2 separate regions of the Homo sapiens genome follow, and region 2 is linked to region 1. A link is a contact called in ENCODE Hi-C or POLR2A ChIA-PET data. All regions are on one chromosome and are shown on one strand. Each heading gives the region's core, a stretch centred on a gene start or an enhancer-like site at or near the end of the contact. The rest is flanking DNA. Distances are from core to core; before and after follow the strand shown.

What was found. A loop is a pair of places that touch in the nucleus more often than their neighbours do. ChIA-PET counts read pairs that join two places held with the same protein, here RNA polymerase II (POLR2A). Pooled maps may share reads with other maps.
Region 2: a loop to region 1 is called in a pooled map, with 4 times the contacts of the local background. The contact joins two enhancer-like sites. A Hi-C loop is called at or near these places in 2 of 168 maps with a recorded cell type or tissue (PC-9 and sigmoid colon) and 4 of 50 pooled maps. POLR2A ChIA-PET finds 5 or more read pairs at or near these places in 4 of 52 experiments (GM12878, OCI-LY7, Panc1 and 1 more).

The regions. Positions count from the first base shown.
Region 1 is chr16:17,527,836-17,531,968 of GRCh38, reverse strand. No RefSeq gene overlaps it. Among named protein-coding and RNA genes, the nearest start is that of XYLT1, 59 kb to the right of the region's middle. RefSeq lists an enhancer at 1,543-1,662. Within about 2 kb of position 1,833, at least 4 of the 41 ENCODE cell types and tissues checked have a DNase peak (open chromatin) inside an H3K27ac peak, as active enhancers do.
Region 2 is chr16:17,589,071-17,593,253 of GRCh38, reverse strand. No RefSeq gene overlaps it. Among named protein-coding and RNA genes, the nearest start is that of XYLT1, 120 kb to the right of the region's middle. Within about 2 kb of position 1,378, at least 3 of the 41 ENCODE cell types and tissues checked have a DNase peak (open chromatin) inside an H3K27ac peak, as active enhancers do.

The DNA.
Region 1 (4,133 bases), core at 584-3,083:
AGAATCACTTGAACCTGGGAGGCCGAGGTTGCAGTGAGCCAAGATCACACCACTGCACTCCAGCCTGGGTGACAGAGCAAGACTCCAGCTCAAAAAAAAAAAAAAAGGTATTAGTTAGTTCATAAGATCTCTAGGAGGTGGCATAGGGGATGGGACGGTGGCCTCCAAAAAGATATGACCATGTCCTAATCCCTGAAATCTGTAAATGTGGCTTTATTTGGCAAATGGGGTCTTTACAGATGGAAATAATTTAAAGGCCCTGAGATGAGGAAATCATTCTGGATTATCCACGTGAACCCTGAATCCAATGACAAGTGTCCTAAGAGCGAAGCAGAAGTCATTATATGAAATAGACACTTGCACATGCATGTTTATAGCAGCACAGTTCACAATTGCAAAAATATAAAACCAGCCTAAATGCCCATCAACCAACAAGTGGATAAAGAAAATGTGGTATATATAGATACTGTGGAATACTACTCAGCCATAAAGAGGGACAAAATAATGGCACTCACGACAATCTGGATGGAGTTAGAGACCATTATTTTAAATGAAGTAACTCGCGAATGGAAAACCAAATATTGTATGTTCTTACTCATAAGTGGGAGCTAAGCTATGAGGATGCAAAAGCATAGAAATGATACAGTAGACTTTGGGGACTTGGGGGTACATGGGGAGGGGGGTGAGGGATAAAAGACTACACACTGGTTACAGTTACACTACTCAGGTGCACAAAAATCTCAGAAATCACTACTTAAGAACTTTTCTTTCTCTTTCTCTCTCTCTTTTTTTTTTTTTTGGAGACAGAGTCTTGCTCTGTCACCCAGGCTAGGGTGCACTGGCCCAATTTCAGCTTACTGCAACCTCTGCCTCCTGGGTTTCAAGTGATTCTAGTGCCTCAGCCTCCTGAGTAGCTGCGATTACAGGTGCATGCAACCACGCCTGGATATTTTTTTTTTTTTTTTGTATTTTTAGTAGAGATAGGGTTTCACCATGTTGGCCAGGCTGGTCTTGAACTCTTCCCCTCAAGTGATCTGCCCACCTCAGCCTCCCGAAGTGCTGAGATTACAGGCGTGAGCCACCACACCCAGCCCACCACTAAAGAACTTTTCCATGCAACCAAACACTACACGTTTCCCCAAAACTATTGAAATAAAAGTAAATATTTTAAAAAATAAATAAAAATGAGATTTTTTAAAAAGTGAAACAGAAAGAGTCTTAATACCATCAGAAGAGAAGACATAGAGAAGAGAAGGAAGCCTGACCATGCAGGTAGCAATGAGAGTGATGCAGCCAGAATTCAAGGAATGCCAGCAGCCACCAGCAGATGAAGAAGCAAAGAAGGAATTCTCCCCTAGAGCCTCCAGAGGGAAAGCCACCATTGAGGGAAATGCCAGCTTCCATGGTGAAGGCTGGAGCAAGCAAGCTGATTGGTGGAAATGAGGTCACGTGCTTTTACCCTAGCTGCAAGGGAAGCTGGGAAAACTGGTATCAGCTTCTGCAGAGAAAGGTGGGAACAGAGACCAGGAGGATTCCCTCAGCATAGGTAGGTTCTGGGCAGTCAAAAATGAGGAGAGATGTTCTCTAGAGGTGGCTAGCAGAGCACATCTTCATTCTGCACTCTGACTCCTCCTATTAGTTGGAAATAACAGGGAATCCCCTGCTTCTCCAAGTCTAAGCAGCTCTGCAGCCACCTTGCTGGGTGAGCCAGGTCTCAGGTGTCTTGCTCCTGTGTTTCATGAACTATCGGTTTTGCTTGCCCAATTCCATTACCGTAGCAGCTGGGTTTTAGTTTTGGTTTTGTTTTTTTCTGAGTTAACTATTCTTTCGTTGTCAGGGCTTGCATCCTGTTGAAGGCTGCTCAGCAACGCAGGCTGTGTTACATGATGTGGCCTCACCACTCTCCCCAGTATCTCTCCACTGCTCCCTGGGCTTCAGCCGCACTCATTTCTCCCACTGCTTCTGGAATATTCCAGGTACCCTGCTCATCAGGGCTGTCGCTCACTTGCTCCCTTCTGCCTGGAATACACCTCCCTTCCACCTGCTATGACTTACTGCCTCATTTGATTCAGCTCTTTGCCCAAATGTCACCTCTTCCAAATGACTTTTCCCAGCTGCTTGATCTAAAACAGTAGCCCCTTCTCATCACTCTTCATCTTTTACCTGCTTTACTATAAAAGCATTTATCACTAGCTAGTATGAATTATGCATTTATTCGCTTATTTTTTTATTGGGCACTTTCCCCCCGCTAGAACACAAGTTCCATGAAAAGAGAAATCTTTATATTTTGCTTGCTACTGTATCCCTCGTGTCTAGAATAATTCTTGAAATGCAGGAGTTGTTCCGCATGTACTAGCGGAATGCATAAATTATATTGTCACTAATAGTTTAAATATTTCCCCTTTTTAACTAGGATTTAGTCATTTCTAGAAAATGATTCTTTCCATCATTCTGCCTGTCTTCCAGAGCCTAGCAGAGTGTCAAACTCATAATGGGCCACAGGGAATATTTATGGGAGGGATGAGTGAATGGGTGAGCACATTTAGACTCTCGTTAAAACCAAACACTTGGCAATAAAATGCAAGATTCTCAAGTTGCGATTTCTTCTAATGGTATTTCCCAACTTTAAGCTGGCATCCAATACAATCATTTCTGTCTTTCTAGAGCTGTACTCACACATATAGACAGCTTATATGGTTTTGTACGCATGGAATCTTATGCTAGTAAGGAGTGATAAACATTTGTCTACTTTGTATGTTTATTCATTAGCACAATCTCTTCCCCCTCCACCAGACAAGAACTGATGTTGAACACCATTCTGTGGAACAGATAAACAGGGATGGTTTTGGCTGGGGGCCCCGGTCATTGTCCACATCACCTACCCTTGTGTCATCACAACTCTAAGCTCTGGGTCTCTCTGGCAGCTTTGGAAACACCTGTATTGAGAAGAACAAGGAGTGTGTTTGTCTCTTTCAGATTCCACACAAATACCCCTTATTCCCTTTCTCTTCTTTTGTTGGCAATGAAGATTCTAGGGGTGTGTCCAGGCTCAGACAGCCTCACGGGAGGTTGCAAGCCTGGGTAGGGGAATGTGAGCAGAACAACCAAGACAGCCTAGATGGAGATTTCTGTCCTCATGGTTTAATTCCCTGTATTTCCTTTTGGCTCAATCTTGGGCCATTAAAGGAAGAGGCTTCATTATATATATGTGCGTGTGTGTGTCTGTGTGTGTGTATGTTTATTTTTATATGTATATATATAATTTATATATATAATCTGCTATGTACTATGTACTATATTACACATTGTATATACTGTGCCGTGTACTATTAGGTTGGCACAAAAGTAATTGCAGTTTTGCCACTTTTATGAGAAAAAAATGCAATTACTTTCACACCAACCTAGTATATTAGAGCATTATGTGGATCTCCACACATTGGATGGTAGGGATGAGTATCATACCTATTTTACAGATGGAGGAATGAAAGTTTCGAGAGATGATCGTATTTACCTAGGACCGCAAAGAGACAGAGACCTTGAAACTAGATTTGACTGTCAACCTCTACCTACAGAGGAAAGGAGGAGTGATCACTTCTTTCACAATCCATTGGTGTTTTTCACCAATTGCTTTTGAGAGTTCAAGATCCACGACCGGCAGCAGAACTCTCAGCCTCATTGGGCGCCCAGGGGCACTCTGGCAGGTCCCTGGGAAATGGTGCCCCAGCCTCTTGATTTATTGAGATTGCAGCTTGGCTGATGGCTGGCCAGCATGAAGTGCGTGCTGATGAGGAGGTGCCGTGGGCCATGTGGGCCTTGGAGGCTGCTCTGCCTGGGAAGCGGATTTTTTTTTTTCTGTCTCATGATGGATGGTGCTGGGACCTAGCCAGACAGTGTCAATCAATCCACAATTCCTGGGGACCTGCTCTGAGTCAGGCACTGTGCTAGGTGCTGGGGATACCCCAGGTTGTATGACAGCCAAGCCTTGCCAGGTCAGCAAATCGAAGGCTAGTTTTAAGCCCCAACTGCCCCTTTGCTAGATCCCTTCACACAGTGCATATAAGGGCAGCCTTGGTCCCTATTCTCATGGAGCTCCATCAAAAGGTGGAAAAATACACAAGCCTACTGAATATGTC
Region 2 (4,183 bases), core at 129-2,628, 62 kb before region 1:
GCATTGTAGGGTGTTCAGCGACATCCCTGGCCTCTCCTCTCCAGATGTCAGTAGCAACCCCTCCACCCCCATCTCCGCAGTAATCAACAATATCTCCAGACATGACAGAATGTCCTTGGGAAAGTCTCCTCCAGTCAAGAGTCTCCGGTCTTGACAAAGTTGATGTTCTTTTGCCTCTTCTGCAGATGAAGCAAATGAGGATTAGTGAACCTCGCAACCTGCCCCCTTACTAGGAAGTGAATTTATAACTACAACTTCTTTTGCATCCCAGGGTTGGGTTATCATGAATTACTGATTTCTGTGCCTTTCCCCTGAGCTTTTGAAATTCTCTGTTGGATGACTACAGGGCTGCCAAGAAGTTTCTATGAGAGAGCTCCCTGCCTCTCCAACTCTTCCAGCACGCTGACAGCCCCATGGAGGGTCACTAAGCTCTGTGGTTACCAAGTCTACCTGCCTCTCTCTGTTCCCAGCTTGCTGACCGTGACTTTTTGACTTCATTCAACAGTGGCTGTGTTCATTTCCCAGACTGTGGAACCTCTACCCTGCAGAGGCCACCAGTGATCAGGGGTTGATTTATTCACAGGTGACATTTTTCTTCTCTTGCATCCAGAGGACTCAGACAGACAATAGACAGACAGCCTCCTTGCAGTTCCCCCAGGCTGGCTGGCAGAATCTTTCCCTTTCCTCTGCAATGGATGGGACAGCTCTTGGAGATGCCAGGCCAATGACTTTCAATCTGACCTGATCCAATGGCTGTTTTTCTAGTAAACAATTTGTAATATCTTCCTTACTGTTTTGAAATGAAAATCACAGCTAATAGAACCTACTCGTAACTATTTAAAAATGCCATGTTATATTAAAAATTGAAAACTAATTTATTATCATATGTATTTTTCATCCACCAGAGACCCATGGTTCCTAACTCACATACGCGGTATCAGGGCATCAGGGCGAGTAACTGCTGAGGCACAATGAGACTTAATGGAATAATAAAATGCATGAACCTGAGTGTAGAATCACCACAGCTGTGACAACTACGAACACAGGCGGAAATGGGGGCAGATAGGGTGATGCAAACACCAGGACCGGTGTTGCCATGGGTAACGTGATTTTCCAAGATAGTGAACCACTCTTCCTGTGGTCCCAAACATATAAAGTACCAGCTTGCCTTGATTTTCATCGTATTGAAATTTCTGAAAATTTTAGTGTGTATTAAAAGTGAAAAAAAAAAAGTCTTACGTTTATGTGTAGAAGAGTTCACCTAGATAGCAATAGGCTTAGAGTAATGAATGGATTTTTTTGCCTATGCAAATTCTCAGCGGGCATTTGAACTCTGCACAGGCTGGCAGGAGTTTTTTGTTTGAGTCAGACTGCCCTGGGCATTACCAGATGTCTGGTATCCTGGCTCCTACCAACTAAATGCTACTGGTGCCTCCTGCCATCATAACAGAAACATAAAAAACACGCCCACCCCCACCTCCCCAAATGTCCCCCTAGGAGGCAGTACTGTTAATGGAAAGGGCTCCCAGTCAAGACCCCAAGAGAGAGTTCTTGGATCTCACGCAAGAAAGAATTCAGTGGGAGTCCACAGAGTAAAGTGAAAGCAAGTTTATTAGAAAAGTAAAGAAACAAAAGAATGGCTACTTCATAGGCAGAGCAGTGGTATGGGCTGCGTGACTGAGTATACTGACAGTTCTCTCTTGATTATGTGCTAAACAAGGAGTAGATTATTCATGTGTCTTCTGGGAAAGGGGTGCGGAGTTCCCAGAACTGAGGGTTCCTCCCTTTTTTAGACCACATAGGGTAACTTCTGGACATTGCCATGACGTCTGTAAGCTGTCGTGGCACTGGTGGGAGTGTCTCTTAGCATGCTAATGCATTCGAATTAGCATATAATGAGCAGGGAGGATGCCCAAATGTCACTTTCATCACCACCTTGGTTTTGGTGGCTTTAGGCTGGCTTCTTTACTGCATCTTGTTTTGTCAACGGGGCTTTTGTGACCTGTATCTTGCGCAGATCTTCCATCTCACCCTGTGACTAAGAATGCCTAACTTCCTGGTCATGCAACCCAGTAAGTCTCAGTCTTATTTTACCCAGCCCTTATTCAAGATGGGGTCACTCTGGTTCAAATGCCTCTGACAGTACTAACCTAAGGAGAGCCACTGCTCTAGATTTTAGGGAGAGTTGCCCCAGTTCTCTGCCTTTTGCGAGCCTGAATTCACTTCCCATTTCTGTGTTTGAACCCCATACTGCAGTCTCCTGGCCCATAATCAGATCTCTGAAACTTACATACCACCACTACAGCCTGGCTGTCATCTCTGGCCCCTGAGGAGTTCCTTCACTGACTTTCAGGCTTTTCTGGTTTTTTTTGTTTTGTTTTTTGAGACAGAGTTTTGCTCTTGTTGCCCAGGCTGGAGTGCCATGGCACGAGTTTGGCTCACTGCAACCTCTGCTTCCTGAGTTCAAGCCATTCTCCTGCCTCAGTCTCCCAAGTAGCTGGGATTACAGGCATGTACCACCACCCCTGGCTAATTTTTTATATTTAGTAGAGGCAGGGTTTCACCAGGTTGGTCAGGCTGGTCTCAAACTCCTGACCTTAGGTGATCCACCCATCTCAGCCTCCCAAAATGCTGGGATTACAGATGTGAGCCACCACATCCAGCCCTTGCTGGGTATTTTGATGGGTTTACAATGTCATGTCCATCTATGGTTGTAGCAGGAGGGGGTGCTGTTTTCCTCAGTTTAGCCTGATAACTTGCTAAAATCCTTGGTGCTTCTGTTTTCTCTCCCTCTCACTATAACGCTGCCCCCAGGATGCTGCGGTTCAAATCTGTCCATCACAACAGCACCCTGTACTTCCACTGTGCATTGACCCAAAACTGATGCTGTGGTTTCTCAGGTCTGTCACTTATGGTCATCTCTCCCCATCTTAAGACAATGTCTGTTCCAGATTTTTCATCATAACAGGCCATGGTTCCTAACTTGCATCTGGAGTCATGTTTCTAGAAAGGTCTCAACCATGGCCTCACACTCTCCAGGACCAGCCTCCCTCCCAGGACAACCTAAGCCTTAGTCTCCTCTTGTGTCCCAAGTCCAGCTGTCTCTTCCACTGCGGTGAGTCCCCCTCTTTTGTCCCTCATGGTTTGTGCTGCCGGCTGACCTCAGTCACAGCCACATGAGTCAGCAGAGATATCGGATAACCTTGAACCTCAACAATGAATGGGGTCAGCATCTCAATTCCTTTCTCCCCAGAAAGGGACTCAGCCCCCTGTGTAAATGTGCCCTCCATTCCCCGCAATGAATAACCCTCTGTAATAGTTACCTATTGCTGCTGTTAACAAATTAAAAACTTACTGCAAATGTGGTGGCTTCAAGCAAACCTCTTCTCTTACTGTTCTGAAGGTCAGAAGTCCCAAATGAATCTAAAGTCAAGGTATTGGTAGGTCTGGCTCCTTCTGGAAGCTCTAGGGGAAGATCTGCCTCCCTGCCCTCTCCAGCTGCTAGAAGCTATCCTCAATCCTTGGCTCATGGCTACACATCACATCACCATTCCCCCCCCTGCTTCCATGGTCACTTCACCTTGTTCCTCCTCTGACCATCTTGGCTTCCTCTTACAAGGATCCTTGTGATAACGTTTAGAGCCAACCCAGATAATTCAAGATAATCTCTCTCTCTCTCTCTCTCTCTCTCTCTCTCTGGATCCTTAACTTAATCACAGCTTCAAAGTCCCCTTTTCCATATAAGAGAACAGTCACTGGATCTACGGATTAGAACTTGGATATCTTTGGGGATGAGATCAAAGAAGGGTCATTAATCAGCGTACTACACCCTCTATCACTTTATAATAGTGCATAGCAGTGTTGAGCTTATCAAACTAAAGGAGAAAAATGTTTGTGTTCTGCTGCATGCACCCTTTCTTCATACCTAGTGGCGCCTCCTTGGATTACATTCATGAGACTAAAGAGATCATTGAATTGGTCTTTAGTGATTCAGAGATTTCTCCTCTAACAGGACATAGAAAAAGCTGACAATGTTTAATTAGAAATTTCTTTTCCTATATTAGTGAAATTAAAATTAATTTCTTACCTGAATCCTGCTAAGAAAGTACAGAATTCTAATGATAAATGGAAAACATACTGTACATACACTCTATGCCAAGTCCTTTATGTGCTTTATCTCATT